2 separate regions of the Homo sapiens genome follow, and region 2 is linked to region 1. Evidence: chromatin contacts called from ENCODE POLR2A ChIA-PET data. All regions are on one chromosome and are shown on one strand. Each heading gives the region's core, a stretch centred on a gene start or an enhancer-like site at or near the end of the contact. The rest is flanking DNA. Distances are from core to core; before and after follow the strand shown.

The links. ChIA-PET counts read pairs that join two places held with the same protein, here RNA polymerase II (POLR2A).
Region 2: POLR2A ChIA-PET joins it to region 1 with 12 read pairs in activated CD4-positive, alpha-beta T cell. The contact joins the promoter of TK1 here to the enhancer-like site in region 1. POLR2A ChIA-PET finds 5 or more read pairs at or near these places in 2 of 52 experiments (PC-9 and activated CD4-positive, alpha-beta T cell).

The regions. Positions count from the first base shown.
Region 1 is chr17:76,996,835-76,999,491 of GRCh38, reverse strand. No RefSeq gene overlaps it. Among named protein-coding and RNA genes, the nearest start is that of SNHG20, 90 kb to the left of the region's middle. RefSeq lists enhancers at 1,006-1,085, 1,041-1,581. Within about 2 kb of position 1,296, at least 5 of the 41 ENCODE cell types and tissues checked have a DNase peak (open chromatin) inside an H3K27ac peak, as active enhancers do.
Region 2 is chr17:78,185,732-78,188,388 of GRCh38, reverse strand. It overlaps TK1 (thymidine kinase 1), which reads left to right and starts at 1,337. Exons shown (of 7, transcript NM_003258.5): 1 at 1,337-1,460; 2 at 1,571-1,602. The coding sequence starts at 1,395. It overlaps AFMID (arylformamidase), which reads right to left and starts at 1,027. Exons shown (of 11, transcript NM_001010982.5): 1 at 956-1,027. The coding sequence starts at 1,018. RefSeq lists a silencer at 1,045-1,184.

The DNA of each region.
Region 1 (2,657 bases), core at 47-2,546:
GAGATCAAACTACTGCACTCCAGCCCAGGTGATAGAGCAAGACTCTGTCTCAGAATATATAAATAAATAAATAAATAAATAAATAAGTTACAAATTAGGACCAGCCATGGGACAAGATGCACAGGCCAAAGTCTGATGGGATCTAAACGCGGAGCCTCTGGCCATCTTCTCCCCAGGGAACCCTGGGCGGTCTTCCCACCTCCTGGCCCTAATGCCTGACAACATTCAAGAGTGCTTCCTGCCAGGGAAGCTCACCTGAGGCTTTGGGGTCCAGAGCTTTTCCTGGGGCTCCATCACACGCTAACCATGTGACTCACCTATCCTCTTCAGTCCCTCTGGAGGTCGGCACTGATACGGGATGTCCTGAGGCCCCCATCATAAACCGCATTGCTGGACCCTCCAGGGGCCAAAGCCCTTGGGCAACAAAGACACTCCTGTCAGGAGGGACATGGTGTGGCCTAGAGATCACCCTCCTCCGCGGTAACCAGGTCAGAGGCCAGGCATTCTTTGGGTCAGTTACCTCTCCTGCACGCAGTGTCTAGCTCCTAGGGCTGTGAGGGTTCTGCGAGCTAATCCCTCAAAGTGTTTGTTGCAGTGAATGCTTGATACATGTGAGTTGCCATCATATCACAGCACTGTATTTAGAAAGGGCACTGTCTCAGGCTGTTAGAGCAGGGCTGAGTTTTGGCTGGAGAGATGATGCTATAGATACCAGGGACCCTGCCCTGTCAGGTGCAGGATTTACAGCAGGATGAAGGAGAACCGCCCCGGTCTCTTGAGCCCCCTCACCCTCTCCCAGAACCCTAGAAGGGAGAGTTTCCAAGAGCACAGCGTTCCCAGCCAGTGGACCCTCAGAAAATAGAAGTTGACCGAGAGTCTAAGATGGGCTTGAGCAAGGCAGTTTATCAGGGCTTTCAGCTGGAGCAGCAAGGGGGACAGTACAGGAAGAGACCTGCAGCTGGCTCCCCAAAGCTGGTCGGACTGTTGATTTATTTTCCTTCCGGCCTCCTCCAGATGACATCATTGCATGTTTAGGGTGGTCTGTCCATCATGACTGCACAGTCTCTGTCACGCTTCTTCACGCGACGCATGTCTCATTAGCATCTCAACTTTCCATCCGGGGTATGATGTTTACCATTAAAATGAAGCAAAGGTACAGTTAGGGCGGGCTAGGACCTTGCTGGGGATGTGCATTTGGGGATTGTGGAGAGTCCCTACTGTTAACAGCCACGACATTTGTGGTTTAAGCACTCTGTGTGTTTTAGATTTACTTGGCCTATTTTTGTGAAAGGAAGCGTTTGTGGTTACAGGGCTGCATGGCTGAGTATGGCTGCAGTCAGCATGGTGTGTAAGGAAAACAGGGACCCTTCCCCCGTCCCTGTTCTGCTTTCCCCAGCTGTCTCAAAAAGGGCACTTACAGCGGGGCGCCAAGCGAGGGGAACAGGCAGCTAAGGCTGAAGACCCAAACTCCCGACGGCTCACAAGCAGGGGTTTTGTTTGTTTGTTTGTTTGTTTTGAGACCGAGTTTTGCTCTTGTCGCCCAGGCTGGAGTGCAGTGGAATGATCTCGGCTCACTGCAACCTCCGCCTCCTGGGTTCGAGCGATTCTCCTGCCTCAGCCTCCCGAGTAGCTGGGGTTACAGGCACCTGCCACCACGCCTGGCTAATTTTGTATTTTTTAGTAGAGACGGGGTTTCACCATGTTGGCCAGGTGGGTCTTGAACCCCTGACCTCAAGTGATCTGCCCACCTTAGCCTCCCAAAGTGCCAGGATTACAGGCGTGAGCACAGGCAAGGGTTTTTAAAGGCAGGGATGCATTTCAGGAAAGCGAGGGGTGCATTGCAGGTAAAGTTGTAAACCCATACATGGAGGCTGTACCTCAGTGTGGCCATGGGCATGATTCTCCAGGCCTCTCAGGATGAAATTCTGAACAAAGAACGGCAGTCAGAGTGCCGCCCTCGGTTCCCCACATCTGAGGTCTATAGGATAGAGGCTGGCAGTGGGGGTTTCTGAAAAACAACTCGAGAACATATGTGAAGATGTTATCTTTAGTTTCTGTAGGAACCAAAACACCTTGTTCCTCTGGCTTGCTTGGGAGGCTCCTGTTGCTCTCATCTTGTTTGTTGCTATCTTCCTGCTTATCCGGCTGCTCATTTATTCTCCAAGGCTAGCTAGTGCCTGGAATTTCTCCTGAAGGAACTCAAGACTTTTCCTTTATTTCCATGCTGTGGTTGGGGGGTGGGTGCGGGCAGGCCCCTAGGCGGGTCCCCGCTCTGTCTCTGCATCAGGAGAACTCATGGGACCCCCTGCAGAGAGCCTTGAAATGTGTCTCCTGCAGCAGAGAAATGCAAAGCATGGACACCTGGCCCAGCCTGGAAATGCGTGAGTGAGGGGGCCAGGGGTCTGCCTCCCCCAGAAACATCTCCATGGTGAGGAAATGGCTGTGGCCATTCGGGTGGTGGAGCGGGAGCCCTACAGGCCCAGGTTTGTGTGTCAGGGCAAGGAGATGGGAGTGTTCCTTGCAGACCAGAGAGAGAATCACAAGGGGCTACCCAAGGACCCTACCAGTGGGGCCGTCTGGAAGGGGATGGGGCAGTGCCCAGAAGGATGCTCGGGGGGGCTTCTGCTGGACGTCACATGGGACTACTCAGGATTTGA
Region 2 (2,657 bases), core at 88-2,587, 1.2 Mb before region 1:
TGCGAGTAAAATAAAGCAAGCCAGTCAGTGTGGGTTGCTTCTTCCTCCCAGTGAAGGAGCTCTTTGTCAGAGGTCCTTGGATCTGTCCAATCTGTACCTGGAAAGGTTATTACCTGTAGGATCCTTACAGCCACACCTGGCACACTCTGTGATCACTACCACCATCTTTGTTGCTATTATTTATGATCATGATTATACAATGGGTTTCTTTTCTTTCTTTCTTTTTTTTTTTGAGCCACCGCACCCGGCCTGTATGTTTCTAACCTTCACAACCCCAATGTAAATACCAGCTGTTCTGAATCCTTCAGCCTGTGCCACATAAGCACAGACCCAAAAACATTGTGTAACCTCAGATCAAGGTCCAGAACTTTGTCCCCTAACCTCCTGCGGGTCTATGGATTTTTTTTTTTTTTTTTTTTTTTTTTTTTGAGACTAAGTCTTGGTCTATCGCCCAGCCTTCCAGGCTGGAGTACAAATGGCATGATCTCGGCTCACTGCAACCTCCACCTCCTGGGTTCAAGCGATTCTCCTGTCTCAGCCTCCCCAGTAGCTGGGATTACAGAGGTACATCACCACGCCCGGCTAATTTTTGTATTTTTAGTAGAAACGGGGTTTCACCATGTTGGCCAGGCTGGTCTCGAACTCCTGACCTCGTGATCCGCCAAAAGTGCTAGGATTACAGGTGTGAGCCGCCACGCCTGGCAGGGTCTACGGATATTATTAGCATAGTCAGGACTTCAATTTTCTTTATCCTGAAAACCAGGTTAACAAAAATCCTTAGGAGAAGGTAAAATACACCATGGTGCTCAAGCACTGGGGACCTGGCACGCACTAGGCGCTCTGCATGCCCACAGGAGTGCTCTAGACGGCTTCTAAGCTTCCTTCTTGGAATTCCAATCTAATAAATGAGCTAACTCCGCCCCAGCCCCTTAGTCCCTCCCTGCAATCCACCTACCTCTGCAGACATCTTCTTCCAAGGAACCTTGCTTGGGAAACCCACACCAGACACATCCATCATGGCGTCTACAGCCGCATGGGCGTGCGTCCCTCTGTTTATATGGCCAGAGCCCCGCCTCGCTCCGCCCCTTTAAACTTGGTGGGCGGACCGAGGCGGGGCTCAGACCAGGCCCCACCCCGATCAGCCACGTCCATCGCCCTGATTTCCAGGCCCTCCCAGTCCCTGGGCGCACGTCCCGGATTCCTCCCACGAGGGGGCGGGCTGCGGCCAAATCTCCCGCCAGGTCAGCGGCCGGGCGCTGATTGGCCCCATGGCGGCGGGGCCGGCTCGTGATTGGCCAGCACGCCGTGGTTTAAAGCGGTCGGCGCGGGAACCAGGGGCTTACTGCGGGACGGCCTTGGAGAGTACTCGGGTTCGTGAACTTCCCGGAGGCGCAATGAGCTGCATTAACCTGCCCACTGTGCTGCCTGGCTCCCCCAGCAAGACCCGGGGGCAGATCCAGGTGCGGGGGCCAGCCCTGCGCGTGGCTGGGGATGAGGTGGTCGTGGTGATAGCCTGTGTCCAGGCATCCGCGCAGGGCGGGCCCTCAAATGACCTCACCTTCTCTCCTAGGTGATTCTCGGGCCGATGTTCTCAGGAAAAAGGTAATGGCTTCGCGGGGCTGGGGTGGAGCTCCTTCCTCTTCTCCGGGGACCCCTTGTCCCGTCCCTCCCCTCCCCTTCCCTCCCCTCCCCTCCCCTCCCCTTCCCTTCCCTCCCCTTCCCTTCCCCTAGAAGGACCAGCACAGCCTCCTACAGCTCCCGCCTGGGGTGCTCCTCCCTTGAATTCAGTCCAGGAGGAAGTCTCTGCCCTCTTCTGCCCAGGCCAAGCCCCTCGTCCTGTGTGGACGCCACTCCCTCCTGGAGCTGGTGACAGCTGCTTACAGCTTAGCTGTCTTCCCCACCAAGTCCTCTGAGAAGGTGGCAACCAGTTGTGTCCCCTGTAGGCCAGGCCTTTTTGTACACCCCTATTCAATGTGGCTGTTTCCTTCTAAGGCCAAGGAAACGTAGTCGCTTTCTAAACCAAGGAGTCTGAAGCCGTGGAGCCTCTGCTCTCCTGAGGTGATAGAACCATTCCCTGACCCGGGTGGGGCTAGTGAGTTTCTTGAGTAAACTACCCACGCACCATTCTTTTTGTTTTGTTTTTGTTCTTCTAGAGGTAGGATCTTGCTATGTTGCCCAGGCTGGTCTCAAACTCCTGGGCTCAAGCAATTCTCTCACCTCAGCCTCCCAAGTAGCTGGGACTACAGGCGTGCACCCCCCCGCCTCCACCCAGCTAATTTTATTTTATTTTTATAGAGCTGGGGTCTTGCTATGTTGCCCAAGCTGGTCTTGAACTCCTGGTCTCAAGCAATCCTCCTACTTCAGCATCCCAAAGTGCTGGGATTACAGATGTTAGCCACCATGCCCTGCCCCAACATTCTTTTATGGCCCTGGGGATCACTTCAGCTCAAACCCCTTGCTCAGGAAGATGTGGCTCAGAGTTGGACTTCTTGGACCCAGAAGCAAGTGCTTTTGACGCTGCACACAAAGACTTTCTGAAATTAATTTAGAAAAGCTGTATGCCAGGTGTGGTGGCCCACGCCTTTAATCCCAGCGCTTTGGAAGGCTGAGGTGCGTTGATCACTTGAGGTTAGGAGTTTGAGACCACCCTGGTCAAC